Linked DNA regions of Mus musculus: region 1 is linked to region 2. The links are chromatin loops, found by intact Hi-C in ENCODE. Cell type or tissue: gastrocnemius. All regions are shown on one strand. Each heading gives the region's core, and the rest is flanking DNA. Links, peaks and the distances in the headings are about the cores only.

Evidence for each region. Peaks named below come from ENCODE experiments on the same cell type or tissue, not always from the same donor. Only the 100,000 strongest peaks of a DNase experiment are listed, where the experiment ranks them.
Region 1: a loop joins it to region 2, with 2.5 times the contacts of the local background. A loop is called at or near these places in 8 of 42 quality-filtered maps.

The regions. Positions count from the first base shown.
Region 1 is chr4:9,022,501-9,033,356 of GRCm38, reverse strand. No RefSeq gene overlaps it. Among named protein-coding and RNA genes, the nearest start is that of Gm34428, 19 kb to the right of the region's middle. In gastrocnemius, for the core only: a CTCF peak has its summit at 5,408 (motif pointing right); DNase peaks (open chromatin) are centred at 5,403, 5,713, 6,355, 6,788 and 3 more places; H3K4me3 peaks cover 2,101 bases; H3K27ac peaks cover 1,991 bases.
Region 2 is chr4:8,957,343-8,968,198 of GRCm38, reverse strand. No RefSeq gene overlaps it. Among named protein-coding and RNA genes, the nearest start is that of Gm34428, 46 kb to the left of the region's middle. In gastrocnemius, for the core only: no CTCF peak of the experiment used is centred there; DNase peaks (open chromatin) are centred at 4,583 and 6,156; H3K4me3 peaks cover 748 bases; H3K27ac peaks cover 2,705 bases.

The DNA.
Region 1 (10,856 bases), core at 2,343-7,342, 66 kb before region 2:
AATACCACCTGTCAGCTCTCGGGTGGAAACAGGCAGAAGAGCAGACAGAACCCACCAAAGAAGGAAAACCACAAGGTGGTGGCACCTCTTCAATTTGACCTGAAAGTTCTCTACAGAGAAAGCAGTTATTTTTAAATGGGTTAGACCATGCCCTTTGTCTATGTAGGGTCTTACAGCATGAACTCAAGTAAGAGTGACAAAGGTGCCATTTTAATAGGTGAATCATTTTATTCATTTATTAATCATGCTCAAATTTCCTGACATTTGATTAGCTTTCTCAGTCTTCAATGCAAAACCCCAAGAGCAAATGCCTTATATCTAATGAATTCGTGTGTGTGTGTGTGTGTGTGTGTGTGTGCGCGCGCGCGCGCACGCATGCGTGCAAGTCAGTCTAACAAATGACAGTTGAAAAGCTTACTGTGGGACAGAGATCCATGTTAACATGCATGTGTGTTGGCTTTTGTCAGGAAGGTACTGTGCTGTTGTGAGGTATAGGATATTGTGCTCTGTGGCTGACCTATGGCATGTGTGCCCCACCATACCTGTTTCCTTTACCTGTTCTTTGCCCCATTGGAACAGGCACGACGTAATGTTAATCTGAGGAAATCTCAGCATGGTGTGTCTGTTACTAAAGGCTTATGGAAGGCAGTCACCAAGATCTATACCCATGGGTCTTAAAGGCACACTGGTACCAATATCTGACTTTTCTTCTTTTTTATAATCTTTATTCATGCATATCACTTGTACAAAAAGATGACAGATTTTGTTGTTGACGTTTCCAAACTTCTATAGAACTTTAGAATAAATCTGTATAAAGTACACTGCCTTATTCTGTTTGTCTCCTCCCATCTGTCCATTCACAGACACATCTTGAGTCTATCCACTCTAAAGAAAATAAAAATGCCCTCCAACCCTTTTTAATGAGATTGGATTCTCATGATAGGATTTGGTCTTGAAATGCTTACTGGCCTCAATTAAAAGTCAAATACGGAGGCTAGGGAGCTAGCTCAGTGGGTTAGTCATTTGCCATACAAACCAGAGGGCCTGCTGTCAGATCCCCAAAATGGAGAAAGCTGCATACAGCAGCCAGGCAACCTTAGACAGCAGTGAATGGGAACCCTTCTCAAACAAGGTAGACAGTGAGGACTGACACCCAAGGGTGTCTTCCAACTGTCACATGTGCACCATGATCCACGTGACCTGTGTGCATGCACATAAACACACACACACACACACACACACACACACACACCTAAAAACAAAAATAAAATAGAGAAACCTAAACTAAGCTAAAAATCTGCAGGTATGCTTCTCCTTTTCTACAAACCCAGCTTGTTGCTGCTGTGCTGAGTGTGGTCTACAGATAGGAAGTGCGGTGGGTTTTTCTGGGATGCCTGCAAACACCATATGGAGTCAACCCAATGCCATGGCATCCAGCAAAGAATTAGCATTTGACCAAGCGCTCCCTGGGGAACACAGCTGCACTGATGAAAAGAGGGCCAGCAGGCCCGTGGAGAGCATCTGTCGAGGGGGTCTCACCTTTCAAGTGCACACACACAAAGCTCTCACCTGAGCCTTCCATCTGGGTGGCCTCAGAGGTTAGGTTTACAGGTCCAGGGGTGGGGTGTGTCTCTATTCAAAGTGCATTAATGGTTTGTGAGAGAAACCCATAAAGCGTGATGGTCTTGAAGTTTTTAGTTGATTATCAGGAAAGCGCTTTAGGGGTCCAGATCTGTGAAGCTTTATAAAAGACATTTCTTTCCATTTACAGGAATGGTTTGCACATGGCAGTAGTGCCTCACGGTTATGGTTGTAGCACACTGTATAGCTCAGTTAGGCAGGACCAGGCTGAAAAACCTCTTTTAACACACTGTTGAGGAATTCCCAAAACATACCAAAAATTCCCTGCTGGAGAAGGGTTTTGATTTTGGGGTTTTGATTTTTATTGCTGTTGTTTTGTTTTGTTTTTAATTCAGAAATAAACAAACACACAAGAAGCTGTCCCCTACTCTGCACTAGTTTGCTAAGGCTACCATTAGGAACTGCCGAGCTGGAGCCCGGCTTTGACTCTGCAGTGTCCCCCACTATCCTGGTACTATCCTGGTACTGTGTCCCCCACTATCCTGGTACTATCCTGGTACTGTCTTGGGAAGCTGCAAAGTAGCTACTGGAGACCAACCCTGAAAGTCATCCCTTCCTTCAGCCTCCTCCTCCGCTTCCTCATCCTCTGTCATATGAGGAACATCTGTCACATGCTGCAGCTACCACACCGGACTGCTCTATCCTACCCGACTCCGCCACCGTGAACTGGAACCCTCTGAGACAGGGAGCCAACACAAATCTTTCTTTCTATAAGATGCTTTGGCCTCAGCAACAAACACATTTGGCTTACACAATGGAAACTTGCTGCCTCACCTTCCAAAAGCCAAAAACCTGAAATCAACTCCGCAGCAGGGTTGTCTCCTTCTAAGAACACTAAGAGAATTTCTTGAGGCCACTTTCCTTAGCTTGTAGGTAACCATCTTCTCCCTCTGCCTCCACGCAGTTGTCTCTCTAAACATGTCTAAACTTCCCTTTCTTACAAGGGCACCATTCAGACTGGGTTGGAATGCGCTCTGATGACCTCATTTTAGCCTATCCGTCTCTATAAAGACCCTGTCTCAGATAAGGTCTCCTTCCAAGCTACCAAGGAGGAATTCAGCATGGGAATTGAGGCAGGGGATCCCATTTAGCTTGTAACATGTTCCTGAAGGTGTTCTGGTTTCAGAAAGCACAAAGTCACTTTGTTCCTGAGTTTCTCCATAAAGAGACAGACAAACAGGGAGTCTGAAAGGGCTCGTTTATGCCTAGGTTTCTTTGCCTCCTCTTTCAAGTAGAGAAAAAGAACTCAAATAAATGACTGCATAAGATTAGAACTAGCAGCTCACGACACCGAGGGACTGTGGAGGAACGCAGGGTCAGGATGAGGCTTCCGGATTAGCCCAAGGGCTGAGCAAGTGCGAGGCAGGAGCATGCCTCTCAAGGCAAGTGTGGAACCAAGGCCACTCTAATGACACTGTAATGACACTAAATGACATGGGCTACATACAACACCAGGAGCTGAGAAGGACTGGCCTTCAGTTAGCAGATGGAGGAAAAGCAGTTCAGCCTTGATGTCTAACAGATTCTTGTGTTGTTTCCTTTTGTTTCGTTTTGCCTTTTTACATCATTGTGCAGCTAGAGGAAGGTGCTCAGACCTTTAAGGATGGAGGCTGATCTCGATGACACATTCCTTTAACACTAGCACTGAGGACTAAGGCCAAAGGGTGGTGAGTTAAAGACCAGCTTGGGGCTATATTATGAGCCTCTCTCAAAAATTCTTAAGTAAGTAAATAATTGTATTATTGGGAACAAGACTACCTAGTACCATCTCTTCATTTTATGTCTGCGGTTGCTACTTCAATGTAATACAACAGAGGAATGCCATCAGCCCTCGGTCTGATTATTGCTTTCTTCCTAAGGGTGTAGGTCAGGTGAATACTGAACTCACTATAAAACCAACTTCCCACATTCTAGGATTGCTTGCAGACATGTGTTATCATGCCAGTTTGTATTGTATTATTTGTTTGTTTCTTTCTTGAGAGAGGAAGGGGTCTCATTCCATAGCTCAGGTGGACTTTAAACTCATAGCCAACCTCCTGCCTCAGCTTCCCAATATCTGGGTTTATAGGCATAAGCCGCCACACTCAGCCTTAATCTGATTTTCTTAAATATTTCCCTTTGTGTGATTTCTGTTCTCTATTAAATGTTATTTATTTAATGTGTAAGTCTGAGTCAAGCCCTCTCTTGTGTGGGGGTGTGGTGTGGGGGTGTGGTGTGGTGTGGGGGTGGGGGTGATGTGGGGGTGTGGTGTGGGGGTGGGGGTGATGTGGGGGTGTGGTGTGGTGTGGGGGTAGGGGTGATGTGGGGGTGTGGTGTGGGGGTGTGGGAAGTGCTTGAGTATTGCCGTGCAGGTGTGGAAGGTCAGAGAACAGCTTTGGGGAGTCTGTTTTTTCTTTCCACCATGTGGTACTCTGGAATCAAGCGCAGGGTCTTGGGCTTGGGCATAAGTGCCTTTGCCTGCTAAGCAGCCTCTCCAGCCCTGTTGCTGTTGCCGATACTGAGTTTTGTCTTTTGCTCGAAAGAATAAAACAGCCTTCAAAATCTCCAGAGATCCGTAACTTAACATGTACAGAATTATAAATTGTCTGACAACTTTTCCTGACATTTCTTTTCTGTGCAGACATGGAAAGTGTGTGCCTAGGAAAGAAGAAAGCAGGGGGATATGACGAGGAAAGGGATTTAATTTTAAGAAGAGAGAAGAGACTTCCACTTGAAGATGACAAAGAACGCACTGGCCACACAGGGGCAAGATGAAGTGGGAGTTTTTTAGAAGATATCACATCTTCTCTTTTGCTCTTTTGCAAGAGCTCACGATGGAGTGGAGTTAATCTTCATCGTTCTCCCGAGAAAGCACAAAATGAACCATCTTAAACTCAGGGAAAAAAAAAAAGCCCCCAACACCATCTGTTGCTCCGCTGAAGCGTTGTAGTGGGGGAGGGGACAAGCCAGTTGTTAAATGGGAAAGCAATCAGGCGCTCAGCTCCCCACACTGCCTTCTGCCTAGAAGCCAGGAAAGAGGTCCAACGAGAGGGTAGAGGATTCCTTTCCTGGGTGCCTGGATTATTAGCCATTGTACGTGGGTGGGTGCACTGGATTACAAACCAGGGTACGTGGGGAAAGACGTAGGTGGCACTTAACCGAAACGAGATAAGTCAAACCAAGGCGCCAAGGGCTGCTTAGGAAAGGATTTCCCTCCTTCAACCCCGATCAGTATCATCTGATGGTTGTTTACTTGTTAAACTATCGTTAGATTGAACATAAGTGTAAAAATAGTCTTAAAAACAAGGCGCAGCTCTCCATTATCCCAACAACACATGGCTTTGACTGTTTCAGAAAGGGAAATAAAATATTTAAAACAGGTTTTTATCTGGGCTGTGCGTCTAAACGTGCAACGGCCCCTTGGAACGGAGCCCTGGTGGAGCAGAGAAAAGCCGTGGGTTGTGGAGGGACGGCTGGCTTCCCGGTGATGTGGGACAAATGGCAGGTCAGTCACATCTAGTCGTTGATGGGGAATGAGAGCAGGCGTCCACTGACAGAAAACAAGCCTCCAGCCTCCACAGTCAGAGTCTCTCCGGGCTGTCCCCGTGCTTCAGGGTGACCCACAATAACAAAGCCCACGGGAGCAGTTTACTCAATAGCTTCGAGCATTGTCCTAACCGTGAATCTTTGCAGAGACTGAGACTTGGCCACCCTGGCAGTCGCGGCGACTCCCCCAACTCCGCAGCCCAGGGTTGGGCTGATACCTCGCGGCCGTGGTACTAGACGCTGCCGGAAGATGGCGCACGAAGATACCGACTCAATCGAGGGTGCCGAGAGCTACTGTGGACTGGGCGGCCGAAGAGGGATTTTGATTCATTAAAAAACATAAATTGTACTTGATGAACAACAATAATAATAATAAACTGACTACTGGATTCCACAGAGATGAATTTTTAAATCCCTGAAATCAAGTTATTTAAATTATTTAATTTAATTTGCTAAATTTCAGTAACTGCTATGTAATGGTGCATGCCGGGCGTTTAGGTTTTATAGCGTCTAAATGCTTCTCTTTACGGTGATTGCTGCAGTTGCACGGTCACCAGAGAACTCTGTCCCCATCTCCAAGCTGTGTAAACAAATTGAGGCGAGAGTAATTACACACTGAGAGGAAGGCAAGAAGAAGCCATGGAAGCCAGAGAGAGCCCCAGCGACAAAATAACACCTTAAAAGGGCTCAAAGATCAATGCTGGTGACTTTACTAAAATCATCCAGGGGGGCCAAACCTAAACTAAACAGTGCCTGGTGGTTCTTATAGCAGGATCTTCCTCTCAGGAAAATAAAATCTATAGTCACATTGATATTACACCTTAAACTGTTTAAGTTCGTGAATGTACATTTTAACTAGCTTCCCAGCTAGAAAATTTGTGCCCAGAAAAATCTAGAAACTTTGTTCCTCCTATGAGCAAGGAATGATTTCGGCAGCCAAATATAAGTCTTTTCATTAAAGGAACCCTCACATTCTCCTTTGTGAAGTTCCAACGTGCACGCCATATTTGCACGAACAGCTATGTCTAATTTGCACAAACAGGAAGTTGCACACGAATATATTATCTTAAATCTGTGTGTGTGCGCGCGCGAGCACATGCACACGTGTGTGCATATGGGGGTATACATGCTGTCTGCACACTACGCTTCTCCATTGTTTTCGGCATAACTGATTTTGGCACCAGCTCGTTAGCACTTTGGAAGGGCCTTCATTAGCACTGGGACAGTAGCCAAAAGGAATCCAGAAAAATCAACACATGGCTGCTCCTGTTCTCACGATAAACGACAGCTTTCCTGGAAAACAACAACATTCGAGAAGCAAAACAAAAACCCACAGCAACAAGAGCGCAACAACATGAACACAGGAAGTCAGACATCACCAACTAGGAGTTTTTTAATTTTTAAATTTATTTACTTATTCAGATTTTTTTTTTTTTTTACAATTCTGGGTACTCTCACCCAATTAAAGATATAAATAACAAAAGTACATTAGGAACCCAAGGGGAAGAAACTAGGCTTTGTAGTGGGGGGAGATGCTGGGAAACAGCCTGGCATTTGCGGCCACACCAACCCCCAAACCAAAAGTGGTCCACGGAAACTTCCATGCCTAATCCACGGTTCTTTGGAACCTGAGTTCTGACAAGAGCCCTTCTGGGAAAACAGAATTCCCCTCTTTGTGTGAATATCTCATCTCGAAACCGGTAGTAGGAAGTTGGGTTGCTCAGGTACTTTGATAGTATTCTGGGAAAACGGTGATATCTAAACTGGTCAAAACTGGTAGCAAACCATATAGCTTGTTAGCCTAATACAGGTCCTCACACTCATGCCGTAGCCAAAGCAGTAGCCAAATCATACAGGACGGTTCCTCAAAGGGTTAACTCTTTGCAAGTCAGCTGTCAAAAGGAAGCATGCTGGTCTTTTAAGACTCCATGGAGGCTTTGCCCTAGACTGCCCTTCCCACTGGGTCTCAAGAGAAGGCACCGGGCTTGGCCCCTCCTCCTTAGCCCTTTGCCCTCTCTGCCCTGGGTTTCTGTTAGAGTTTCTCAATTGTTTGCACTGAACTTTCTTGAAATTTCTCAAGGAAAGGGGAGAGAGGAACGAGAAGGCAGTGAAATAAAGGTAGAAAAAGTCCGGAGCATGCATTAGTCACGTGATCCAGAACAAGCCATGAATACACAAGGGCCAAGGGAAAGCAGTGTCTACCTGGAAGCCCTCAGTGTGGCACTCACTCAAGGTGGTACTCACTCAGGGTGGCACTCACTCACTTAGGGTGATACTGAGGGTGGCACTCACTCAGGGTGGTACTCACTCAGGGTGGTACTCACTCACTTAGGGTGGTACTCAGGGTGGCACTCACTCACTTAGGGCGGTACTCAGGGTGGTACTCACTCAGGGTGGCACTCACTCACTTAGGGTGATACTGAGGGTGGCACTCACTCAGGGTGGTACTCAAGTCCTGAGAAGAAAGGAAGCTGCCTGTGCATAAGTGGCAAGAAACCTGAGGAAGGCAGCCTACAAGTATGGCTCTGGAGGAATTCAAAATTCAGACCGAGCAGGTTGTGGGTCCCAGAAAAGAAGCTTCAGGCTCATTCATTCATTCATTCATTCATTCATTCCACAGGTATTTACTTATTTCTTCTGAAAAGACAGGCAGAGCTGAAGCATCAGGCACATCTTCTTCACATCCTGACTCACTCAAACCTTGGACACAGAATTAGAGAGACAGGGATAAAAAGGCTGCGAACCTGGGGACTGACAAGATCAAGTCCCAGAGTTGAGTATTTCTAAAGTGGTGTGTGTGTGTGTGTGTGTGTGTGTGTGTGTGTGTGTGTGTGTGTCTGTGTGTCTGTGTCTGTCTGTGTGTGTCTGTGTGTGTCTCTGTGTCTCTGTGTGTGTCTGTGTGTGTTTTATATTAGTGTGTGTGTGTCTGTGTTTGTCTGTGTGTGTCTGTATGTGTCTGTGTCTGTGTTTGTCTCTGTGTGTCTCTGTGTGTCTGTGTGTGTCTTAGTGTGTGTGTGTGTGTGAATGTGCATGTCTACGTGCGAGTGTGTGTTGTGTATGAGTTTGTCTGTCTATGAGTGTGTGTCTGTCTGTATATGTGACTGTGTCTCCCTGTGTAAGTATGTGTGTCTGTCTGTCTGTCTGTCTGTCTGTCTCTGTTTAAGTGCGTCTATTTCTGTTTGTCTGTGTCTGTCTGTGTGTCCCTGTGTGTCAATGTCTCTGTGTGTGTGTGTGTGTGTGTGTGTGTGTGTGTGTGTGTGTGTGTTCAGCACCTTAAACTGCCTGGAAGCAGCCTGCAGGCTGAGCACACACTCTCCCAGGAGCTGAGCCACAATTCCAAATCATAGCTGAAGTATCTGTTGACAACAGCTCATCCTTACAAATGGCTCCATCTCAGGATATTGCTGATAATTATTGTGAATACGCTCACACAGTCTCATGTCTGACAGAATGGTTTCACTTTCCAGCAAGGGCCAGAAAGCCAATTGAAAGATTTCCAAAATGAGGCGAGGTTCCAAGCAGATCTGAGGCTACTGCTCAAAAGCCTATTCAGTACCCTTCTCTCTTTCGTCTCCTCAAAGATGAAGTCTGAAGCTAGCTAGTGTCTGGCAGGGAGGCCAGTGTCAACATCCTCTACATTTATTTATTTATTTATTTATTTATTTATTTATCTATTTATTTATTTACATATTGGAAGGCAGCCACCATTTATGGTCCTTCATTTCCAAATACTAGGAGCAGTGGTAGCCGCCAGCAATGCCTCCAGGCCATCAGACTGGCCACTCTGCACAGCCGGCCGGGACTAGGTCCAGGGCATTAGTTGCTGACCACCATGTTTATAGCACAGTTAATGTTGCCTCAGCCCAAAAAGGCCCTAATTAAAGAAGATGATGGGCTGCAAGCTCCCTGAAATGAGTTGGCTTTTTGAACACAGCTTGGAAAGACAGAATCTATTATATCCCAATACAGTCCCATAGCACCACTCTGTTTAGACCTCGTCTGGGTTTCTGTTATAGCGGTGTGACAGGAGGGTGACACGAAGGCCTTGGAGAAGGTCCCAAAAATTCATGGGTACTCGGGTGATTGTGAGAAGCCATGCCCCACTCAATACTCTTCAGTAGTTGTGATGACCAAATGTGATTCACACAAGACTGGGCTCGCTAATGTTTGTAGAGAGCAGGTAGGGGCTTGTGCAGCCCTCCCTCTCTCTGGGGATATAAACAGGTTGATGGGTTGCAATGCACCTGTAAGGATCTACAATTAAACACACTGCTACCTGACCAGGAGTAATAAGATGGTTGTTCATCTCCCCTGGAAAAGTTAATACAATGTGCACGTGGATGGATATATTTGTGGTAAAGACTCTTCTGAGGAAAGGCAAAATAAACTAGGATTTATTTTAATGTAGCAAAGAGGAAAGAACATTGTAACCATCTCTAGACTAATCAAGAGAGAATGAGATTGTCTTTGATTGCAGGAGAACAAACAAATGGTCTCGGTTTCCAGCAGCAATCAGAAAATGTAGACCCAGTGAGTCCTTAGTGATAATTGAGTCTAGCCTCTTCATCTGACCAATGAGGAGGGTTTTTTGTTTGTTTGTTTGCTTGCTTGCTTGCTTGCTTGCTTACTTGTTTTAGCTTGAATTTAAATCGCAAGTTGCTCCACTAAGTCTAAATGGAGTCTGGGGTTCTCGCTTGGCTGACAGAAGCACTAGAAATACTTATTTTTCCATTATTAGAAGGACTGGCAGTTTCCCAGTGATGCTTGTAGTTTGGGTTAAATTTTAGACTGATTAAGGCAACTGTGTTCCATCAGGAGCACGGCCTTTGCCAGGACACAAGGGACATCTGCACCAGTTGTTGTTTGCTTTGTGTTTTGTGGTGCTAGGGAAGAAACCTGGGGCCTCCTGCATTCTAGATAAGCATTCAAGCCCAGAGCATCATCATGCCAGCCACGGCTCAGCTTTTGAGCTAGTTAAGTGACGTGATGAAGTAAGTCTGGTCTTGGCAAGCTGTCTACTACCGGCTTTCAGAAAGGAGTGTAGGGCAAGCTTGACTACACTAGGGCTTAAGAGACTAAAGCCATACAACACGAGACACCCAGACTCATGTCATCGAGAAAGCTTCCAGAAGACAGCTCAATGACAACTCCCCAGCTTGTTCACACTAGCAGGCAGCTTCATGGGAAGCAGGCTGTGGACACACCATGTAAGTTACTGAAGCTCTGTTGGCCACTGCCTTGACCGAAGCATGAAATTTTCTGTTTGCTCCACAGCCTCTGATTTCAGAGCAAAACTGCCACCAGCTGTGCCTGAAACAGACCTTCTTTTCCTCCCATTGGAAATGAGGAGCAAGGCACCTCAGGTGACAGGGTGGACGGAGGGAAACCAGAGGAGCCGTTTTCCAATGAGTTTGTCAAGGTTAACCAAAGTCAAGAAGAATCAAAGTGCTCCTTGAGATGCCAGGTGTCAAAGAAGAACCTCCACAGCCCAGAGGGCAGAACAATGAGCACAGCCTGGAAGCTCAGAGAACACACACTTAATTTATAATTATATCCATAGAAGTGTGACCTGGTCAACAGTTTCCATATTAATCAGTGCCACCCAAGTGAAGTAAGGAGTAGATTTTCAGTACTGAAACAGGGTCCTTGTGGCCATCTTTCCCTTTGTCATCTGCTGAGTGTTCTTTCTC
Region 2 (10,856 bases), core at 3,125-8,124:
GATCTCAAGATCAGCCAGTGCTCCGGGAGATGGTGTCCCAAAACAACTCCCTAGAAAAAGAAGTGTTTCCCAAAGTCAGCCACCAAAATGCACAGGGCTTCCACAACCATGATAAAAAGAAGCCATACAACACCTCCAGATGGTAACCGAAGAAGCTGGAATGTCGTCCCCATGGAACTGGTTTTGTAGTCATAAGTTATGGGCTTATAAACCTTGTACTGTAATAGAAATAATATGCCTTCCCAGTAAGGAATCACTCCATATACTTAAAGATGAACTAAGGGAACTCTCTTTACAGTGCTTTTCCAGCTGGGGCTAATGACCAGGGAGAGTCCGTCTTCAACAGAAGATTCTACCAAGGTGTATACTCTTTCAGCTTATACAACCCACCACCACTGTTATCCTTCAGTCTCTTTCCGTCACAACCCCAGGTCATACTTTGAACAACTTAAACAGAAGCAGGAGACTGCACGCCTGGCTGCTTGGACACAGAAGAGATTTAGACAGCAAAGATACTGCTAGGATTATTTTAAGTACACCAGTGTTATTTTTTGGATACTTGTCACCCAGAGATATTTTACCCAGTTGGCAAAATTACATATTTTCTGACAAGCACATGGACCTTAATGGGACACTAGAACCTAATGGTGGTTATGACCCTGTGACATCCCCTTGAGCTGCCTGTTAAGAGTCAAGTTCTTTCAGGGGTATGGAGCCTAAGGGTTGGTCAATACTAGTGAATAAACATTTGCATCCTAACATCCTAACTCCCTTGTCTCTAACAGGCCTGGTTAGCATATTAGTTATCTTTGAGGTATTTGGGAAGTAGAGCTACTTTAGCTAAATTCTGCTTACATAACTTAATATCACCTAAGAGAATCTATTAGTAAATCTTCTATAACATCAATTTTATTATTTTGAGTTTCTTCCGCATCAATACCAAGGTAATAGGGCTGATACAATATGTGGCAGCTCTGGACTCTCTGCAAGAAGGCTCTGAAAAGCCACTACATGAAGCTAGGAAGGTGAAGCCTATGTTACTATAGACCCCACAGGTATTGGAGATGTCAAAACTTCCAGATGTCTGCTTAGGAAAGCCATGAAACAGAGTGAAGTAAGCCCAAGAAAGAGGTTATATGTGACACAGGAAGCAGAATTAAAGATGTGGGGCTACACAAATAATGTCACCAAGAGACCTAGATGCTAGAGATGAAGTTGTGGGATTTGTTGTTTGCCCTCCTGGTTTTCAGACTTATTTTTGGCCCAGTCTTTCCTTGCTGTGCATCAATTCCTGCTTTTTGTAATGGAAGGTTTCATATCTGCCATTGTATACTGAAAGTATGTAACTTATATGAATTCACAACTAGGAAAATACCTCAAATATCAGAAGATTTTAGACTCTTTAAACAGTGCAAGCTGTTAAGACTATGAAGTCTTTTGAAGTTGGACTGAAAGTATTTTGCATTATGAATGAACATGAGCCCAGAAGGAATAGACATGGAATGTTACAGAGTTTATTTTTGTTTTTATATTGAGGCAGGATCTCACTATGTAGCCTTAGCTAGCCTGGAACTTCCTATATAGACAAGGCTGACCTCAAACTCCCAGAGTTCTGCCTGTTTTGCCTCCAGGATGCTGGGATCACTATAGTCAGCCAATGTTACAACTTACAGTGATGTCCTTGGATATCAAGTCGAGAAGGAATAAACTCATGATGGTTAGTGTTTGTTGTCAACTTGACTGGAGTAAGAGTCACCTAAGAGAATACCTCTGGATATCTCTGGATATCTCCATGAAGGTGTTGAAGAAGGAAGACCCTTCATAAATGTGGGCAACACCCGGTTATGGGCTGGACGCTCAGACGAGAGAAAGACCTAACCAAGCACCAACCTCCCTGCATCCTATCTGCAGATGCGATGCTACTAGCTAATCGCACTGTTGCTGTTCACTTTTCCTGGTGTGATGGGTCAAAACAAACCCTCCCCTCTTTATATTGTGGCTATCAGGAATGTTGTCACAGCAACAATGAAAATAAATAGTGCATCTAGACGATGGCTAACACATAAGGGTAAACTGTGGCGCTGAACCTTTTAAAGAACGATGACTCGGTGCCACTCAAGACACCAAGTCCTCTTCCTGAAATGCCCTCTTCATTTCCCCTCCTTTCTGGCGTCATCCTTTTTACTCCTACTATTTTCTTTTTCCCTTCTCTTCCCAATTCCAAAAGCATTCACAGAAACAAGATGTGCACCACTACCCCGAGATCCACACTGAGAACCAAACCACCTGGAGAGCTTGTGTGAAAGCTGGCGGGGGGAGGGGGCTATCACAGGCCAATCAGATCATAGCTTCTTGGATAAGCCTGGTCACAGGCCAATCAGATCATAGCTTCTTGGATAAGCCTGGTCACAGGCCAATCAGATTATAGCTTCTTGGGTGAGGCCTGGTCACAGGCCAATCAGATCATAGCTTCTTGGGTATGGCCTGGCCACGGGCATTTTATCACCAGCACTTCTCGGGTCCTGGTGTGGAGTCCCTGCTTTAGACCTCTGCCTTCCTCTTAGCCAGGGGAGAGAAACTGCACTCTGGCGTGATCACATTCCTGGAGCATTTCTTAGGAAGCCTGATAACCTAAACCAAACACAAAATAACAATGAAAACGAAAGCTGATGATTTGAGTGTTTCATTCTTCTCCACGTCCCAAAAGCTGAATGGAAGGCGCATAATGGTTACATCAACCGAGGCTAAAATCTATACATACAACATAAGTAAAACCACTTAAGAGATGTTAGGAAAACCCACCAGCAAGATAAGACCTTCTCAGACTCGAGCTGGAAGAGAATGGGTCTATGGGACAGCTGACCGCAAATCTGTCTCCCAGATGAAGAGACCCCCATGTGAGGAAAATAAAGCTGCCAAATTAATACAAGTGTAGAATTTCCCCTTTGGCATGAGAAAACAGAAGCTAAGACAATCACTGATAAGACCCTCTAAGCTTTCAAGTGAATAAATTTGAATCTCTTTCCAAAAGAAAAGAGAGCACAAACTGGGGGTGGGTGGTGTATTAAAAGATTTAATGCAGAAAAGGAAAGAATATACATTGAAGACATATGTGTGGTATAGTGTGGTATATGGTGAGTGTGTGTGTATATGAGGTGTGGTGTGGTGTGTGTGTGTGTGTGTGTGTGTGTGTGTGTGTGTGTGGTGTATGTGTGTTTGTGTATGGTATGGTACGCCTGTGGCGTGTGTGTGTGTGTGTGTGTGCACTTAGATACTGGGTCTCCCAATGTTACCCAGGATAGTATAAAATCTCTGGACTTAAAGGTTGTGGAGACAGCTCAGCAAGTGAAGCAAGCCCTCCCCCCTCCCCCAGCACCTAATAAACACTGGGATGGCAAAGCAGTCAGCCTCTAACCCTGGGGCTCAGAAGGCAGAGACAAAATAGATCCCTGAAGCAAGCTAGCAATCAGCAAGCAAGCTTTAGGCTCAGTGAGAAAAGCTAACTTAGTGAATAAAGGGGAGAACAATTCAGATAGACTTCCAAAAGGAACCCCTGTGCATATATATCCAAGCACACATGTGCCCACATACAGGCACACATATGTACATACACGTGTACATAGGAAAAATGTAGGCTCAAATTATCGTGCCTTAGCTTCCCGAGTGATGGTATTACACGCATGTGTCAATGAGCTGGTACAATACAAACATTCTTTTGGATTTTCAACATAAAGAAGACACAATAAGTACTCCTACCAAATGAAAATCATGCTCCCTAAAAAGGAAAAAAAAATGAATCAAGCCAGAAAGATGGCTCAGTAGGTAAGTGTTTGTCACCATGACTGATGACCAGAGTTGGATCACTGGGACCCACATGATGTGTGGTGGTTTGAATGAAAATGACCCCCTTAGTCTCATAAGACCTGGCACTATTGGGAGATAGCCTTGTTGAAGGAAGTGTGTCGCTGGGGGCTGGGCTTTAAGGCTTTTGATGCTCAAGCCATGGCCAGTGACTCCCTCTCTCTCTCTTCTTTCAGCCTTCAGATCCAGATATAGAACTCTCAGCTCCTCTCCAGCACCATGTCTGCCTGCATGCTGCTATGCTTCCTGCCATGATGACAATGGAGTAAACCTCTGGACCTGTAAGTCAGCCTAACTTAATGCTGCCTTTTACAAGAATTGCCGTGGTCATGGTGTCTCTTCATAGCAATATAAAAGAAACTAAGTCATGTGGAAAGAAAGAATCTACTCCTTCTTGCAAGATATCCTCTTATTCTATCCAAGTATCGTGTCATGTACACACACACACACACACACACACACACACACACACACACACATAATGCATAGGTACTTTGACCTGGACAGTAAGGTAAATTGAACTCTGGCGAGATGATCCCTACAGCAGTTGGCAAGTGACTTTCCTTTCATGGGGAGCAGGGGTCCATTTTTTCACATCCTCAAGTCTGGGAAGGAGAGGGAAGAGAGGGACTGCGACTTCCCTGACAAGTATGTTGTATCACAGTATCTATGTGATTCTGTGTCTTCTATGGGCAAAGTCTTCAGCTGGCAGCGTCTGCTTCATGCCCAATGGGAGTTGGCAGGGTGGGAAAGTGTGACTACATTGAGATCCCCAGGCTGTGAAAAACCCAGGCCAGATGAAGGATTTCTCAGGAGCAAGCATGGAGAGAGACAGACAGAGGCAGAGAGAGAAAGAAACAGAGAGACAGAGAAACCAAGGAGCGGCAGCCATAGGTAGGGGTGGGACTGAGTAGGCTCTATGTCCCTGCGGCACCAGCAACCATGTGATCAGGCACACCATTCAGCCAAGCTCATCAACAGCCTGATTTTAAAAGTCATAAGCAAACGAAACTATTTTCCCAGGCTTCGGAGTTGTGGGGCAGTCTGGAGTTACAGAAATAATTATCTGGCGGAGGTAATCCACAGCCGTCTGGAGTTCTTCAAAGAAGCGGGTGGCAGTGAATGCTGAGTGTTGAAATTCCAAGCTCTCTCACTAAGTCAGCTCCCAGAAGGCTGGCATCCTGGATGCTACTACCCCGAGGCAGGAGACTGGCAGAGTCTCTATTGGAAAATGTGACCAGCACTGGAGGAAACACCTAAAGCAGCTGTCCTGGGGAATCCCCGAAGCTACCCTGCCAGGAACCTTGACCCCACCCTTGGCAGCTAACTGTCCAAGCAGCCAGGGGCTACCACATTTCTAAAGAGGGTAAGAAACCTAAAACAGAGGGGGAACGGTGAGAGAGAAAAAAATATGAAAACAGTCACTATTATTTTTGAAGACAAGACACAGATAACACAATACTCGTATGACAAGAGCAGGAGGCAATCAAAAAGAAAAAGTAGCCAATGCAGAAGAGTTTCAGAGCATTAAAAGGGTAGTGATCCAAACTGAGCAGAAGAGTTAGGAGAAACGTGTGGGGAATGCTTTAAAGAAGAAAGCAAAAGACATAGGTGGGAAATCAAAAAAAGAGATGGCTGGAGGACCAGGACAAACCAATAACTCTCTATTTCATCCAAACACTAAAGATTTCCCAAGAGAAGAGATGAAGAAAAAATATGAAGGAGAAGCAATCATAGATCAAGTAGGTCAGGAACCTTTCCCAGAATTGGAAGTCATGACCCACAGCAAGTCACAGCATCATGAAAGTCCCTGCAGCGCTGAGAAAAAGGAAGAGGCTACCAGAGGAACAAGAAAGGACGGTTGCTAGAGAAAGTTCACATCCAAAGGACGCAAGTCAAGTGACAGGATTTCTCAGTGGCACAAAGGAGCTGTAAGACAATGGTGTGGTGGCTTCCAATTTCTGAATAATTGTTTCCATCCTGGGCTCACCTACTCAAACTGCTGTATCAGGGCGTGTGCAGAACTCTCAGACATATGAGGCTGAAAAAAAATTAGCCTCCCATGAACTTTTTTTCAGGTCACCGCTGGAGAGGATGCTTCATCAAACAAAGGGGTTCAACAAGAAAGAAGACAGTCAGAGCCAGGAAAAAGGCTTTAGCAAAGTAGAGCAATAAAAAGATTTCCAAGATGTCAGCGATGAGAGACCCCAGCATGACAGCTGCCAGGCTAGAGAGGAGCTCTTCCTGGCCAGAGGACAGAGAATGCCACCTCACAAGGAGATCCAGGGCCCTGGCACAAAATCAACAGCTGATAAACACGTAGCAACCATAAGACCAAACAAACAAGCACAAGTCAGTCCGGTCCTGTCCTGCAAAAACACAACCTGCACACCAGGTGCGACTTTCCGTGGTTTGTCATCTTAAGAATTGAGCTCGGATTCATTTTTATAGCATACTGTATTCAAATCACAGTTACCCAAAATATTATTTCAACTCAGTATAAAAGCTATTTGTGAGATATGCCATATTCTTTTTTCAAATGAAACACTTGAGCTTCAGGGTTCATGTGCATTTGCAAGCCATCTTGATTTGCCCACCCAGATTTCTCAGAAGTACTTGATTTCAGCTGTACAGAATTTTCATTAAATGTACAAGTGGAAGGTGATTTACATAACAAAGGTATTCCAAACATTCTTAACAAGCTGTCAAGTTGTACAATTTAGTTGTAAAAGCATTAAAATTAAACAACATTAAGAAGTAGTTTTCCAGGCACCATAGTCATATTTCAAGTGTATAAGAGACCGTGTGACTGCTGGCTGTCCTCTGAGTCCCAGGGAAATAAGATAGCATACTCTAAATATTGAACAAACCGAAATGCAATACAGACTACACTAGGAAGAGGGTGGAGAGAGAACGTTCCTTGTCAAGGAAAGAAGTAGAAAGGAAATTCTGGTCCCTTCATCCATAAAGCCTATGGGTAGTACCTGCTATGATTTAAATCTAAAATGCCCCTCGAGAGCTCATGGGTTAGAACACTGGGCTCCCTAGGTGTTCTAGGTGGCTCCTTTGGGAGAGTCTGTGAAACCACTGTGGTCCATGTCCTGGCTAACAGAACTGAGTCACTGTGGCAGTCTTGAAGGTTACTGCCACCTCTGTGCCATCTGGAGCTCTCTTTGTCCTAATAGAAATATACAGAGCTCCCAGCCCAAGCTGCCGCAGCGTCCCATGACATGCCTTCCTCGCCATGATAGACTGATATCCCTTGAAGCCACAGGGCAAAATAAGTCCTTCCTGTCCTAAGCTGTTTCTGTCTGGGTGGTGGGTCAAAACAAGGAGAAAACAAATGCAGTTGCTTGAAACATGTAACAAAAATTATGTAAAACAATTAAATAGAAATGAAATAGAAATACAGAAGTAAATACACAAAGAATATCAAAACATAGCCCCAAGTGGCCAGCTCTAAGTAGGGAGAGATGGAGGGACAAGGCCTCCGGATGCCTACTTTCTTAGCAAACTTCATGGTATTTATTTGGTTAACTCCTCCCATTTAAATTTGGACATACATGGTTTTGACTGATGAAATGTTTCCAGCCTTGAGATTGAGAGGCACTGAAGTAAAAGATGGCGGCAGACGCATCATCTTGTCCAATGCCAAACCCATTCTCAAGTCCCACACTGCTGCACTGGGAGGAGGGAAGGCCTGAATGGTTGTAGACATGACCTCTTGCAGAGCTCTGGAGGCCAAGCTTGTGGGATCACAGGATCAGCAGCCACTGCGGCCCCTTCCCACACCTTCTACACTCTCTGTCCCGCCCAGCGTCAGCAGCCACACGCCCCCGCTCCTTCCCTCTGCTGACCCCCAAAGGCCAGGCAGGACAGAGCTTCCACCACGGAACATTTCTTGTTGGCTCTCACCCACACCCACCTCACTACTTGTCACTATTATTTTCCAATCTCTAAGCTGGAGAGTTTGCTGTGCAAGCCAACCTTAATTCAAATCCTCAGGACCTGTGTAAGAAGTTGGTGTGACTACATGTACCTGTGACCGCAGTTCTGTAAGGGAGGCAACAGTCAGGAGGACCACTGGGTCCAGTCAGAACCCCTGTTGTGTGAAAGGAATAAAATAAAGAATAAGAGAGCGGACACTCATGATCCTCCTCTGGCCTCCAGACAGCGGAGCGCACTGTGCACACACACACACACACACACACACACACATACATACACACACACATACACACACACACACACACACACACACACACACACATACACACACACACACATAAAAACAATAAAGCTCACCTAGTTTTGAGTCGTCTGTCAAGTTAGAGCCCTACTTATAGCTGTTTGCAACTGATGGTAATTTTCACATATAACCTAATATGCATGATAAGAACAAGAACGTCACCACATGCTCTTAAGTGCCCCCATCATGCATAACTTATATCACACATAGGCTTAGAGAATATTTGATAAAGTAGAGGGGGAGAGAGAGAGAGAAGGAAGAATGTCTGTGTGACAGGGTCTTGATCTGTAGTTCAGCTTGAACTCAGAGTTCTCCTGCCTCAGTCTTGTAGGAAAATAGAGTTTGCCACATGAGCATGAAGAACTTAATTTCAGATTCCCCAGGACCCACGTGAGAAACCAGGCATTGCTACATCACATGCCTGTCACCCCCGTCCTATGGGAGGCAATAGTCAGGAGGATTGCTGGGGCTCACTAGCCCCTCAGCTGGATTGGTTGGGATGACAGATGAGTACCTCCTCAGCTGCTCACTTCTCTTCTTAAAATGATTTGCTCTCAGATCCGTTACTACATAGGACTAGTACAGTATACTATGGGTCTTGTTTCCTTTCTTACATTTTCAGCCAGCATCTTTTGAAAACTGCCTTTTTCGCTTCATTAGTTACATGATATTTGTTATGAACATGAAATTTCCCCCATGAAATCGGGCCTGTATAGTGGGGCTTGTTTACCAATGCTGGGAGTTTAGGAGGTGAGAACTCTGGCCCGATTGGTAAACTAATTGCATGATGGAGTCATAATGTATTGGCATCATTGAAAGACAGTGCAAAGGAGCTGAGAGGTAGTGCTAGCTGAGGGACTGAAGCCACTCGAGATGCCCCTGTAGTCTGTCTTGCTCTGGCTGCATCCTTTATCTCAGTTTTCTTCTTCCTCATCACTATGACATGAACTGCCCTGTTTTCCCCTCTGCTATGATAGGCAAACCCTCTGACACCGTGAGCTGAGTACAACTTCTTCTTGTGAAGTTGTTTATTCAAGATTGCCCTCTTTTGTTTTGTCAGTGCTAGGGAAAGATCTTTGTTTCCCCACAGCAACAAAATTGAAATTAACATCGAGTTCACCATTCCTCAAACACACACACACACACACACACACACACACACAACACACACCATCCAAATCTCTAAGACTCAGAGTACTGCTGTTGGGAACATATTTACCTGTTTGTGCAAGAGTTTCCCTGGCATCTACTGGGATCTGCATGAAGGCCTGTATAAATCTATAATCTAGCTATAGTATTCTTGTGAATTATTCCTACTCAGCTATGTGGAGGTTTCCCCTACTGTGTAATTGGGAAATTGCTGTGACAGAAACCGGTGTAGACACATTCTTGTGCACCTCAGAAGACAACCTCCATACGGACCCTTGGGCTTGTCCCTTGCACTGAAGATAGGAGCTGTCTCTGTGTGGGAGGTAGCTTTGCCACCTCTTCCTCAGACTTGATCCCTGGCTGTCCTAGCAGGGAGCAACTTGTATAGAAGGCTGGTTTGGTTTATGCCTCAAAGGTCCTCTACCTGGAGAAAAGAGAGATTAAGAGTGTCTGAAGTCACAGGTTTTTAAATGGCAACAAGTAAACACCCTTGCTTAACTAACTAGAGGCAGTGTAGCTCCAAGGTTGATGTCTATGCTCTGCCAACTGGGAATTGATGAAACCTTGGCCAGGTGCAGCTAGCTGGGTGAAGCCTCTGTCTTTTCCAGCCCACATCCTCCTGTTGCATCACCTGGGTCCTCCTGGGTCCCAGCAATGTGGGGCTCCTTTGTTTACCCCTCTCCTGCCCTCCATCTGAGGGGACTGCAGGGCCCCTTCAGTTGGTTTTCCATTAGCACTCCTCTGCCCTGTACTTTTTCGATCCATATTTGAGCTTGCAAAACACACATCTCAGGCACCCTTTCCCCTTCGGCCTCAGCTGTAGACTGCTGAGCAGAGGGAATACAGATGAACCGACTTCCCAAAGCTCCCTGTACCTCCCCACTTCCTGGTTCCCACCATCTGGGGTCCACCCCTCCACCCCCTAAATTGACAAACTCCTGCTTGGTCACATCTGGTTGAAGAGAAAGAAACAAGGAGTTGGGAGCCTCTCCTAATAGGCAGCACTTGGCACGCACAATAGAAGCAGCTGCTGTTTATAGCCCTTCTAAGGGTGGCCTGCAGCAGGACCCCACACTTCCCCTCCCTGTGGGGCATTGTTTTACGCGAAGCATCTGGAACCTCGTGGTCTTGTGGCTCAATTTTTTTTTTAATCAAAATCTACTCATCTTTTGAATCTAAAAAACTAACAAACTCTCTTCTTGGGGAAAACTTCGCAGCCGCGGTCTATTTCCATCTTCTGTAAGGCAGCTCTGTATACAAGTCCCAGCATTTCCCTGTTGCTGTCGGTTAAGTGAAATATAAAAACCAGCCGATAAGTCACACTATGCAAGCAATATCCCTCAACCTTCGTTGGAGGAACACACCTGTAGCCCCAGCACACAGGAGGCTGAAGCAGGAAACCGAGGCAGGAAGATGAAGAGAGAGTTCAAGTCCAGCCTGGGCTACATTGTAAGACTGTTACAAACAAACAAACAAACAAAAACCTTAAATAAATCAGGTTTATTTTTAACTGTCCCTTGAAGCTTTCTTTTAAAGAAGTTACTGTGCGGTTTAAATTCACAGCTTCCAGGATGGTAACCAACGACATAAATTCAGA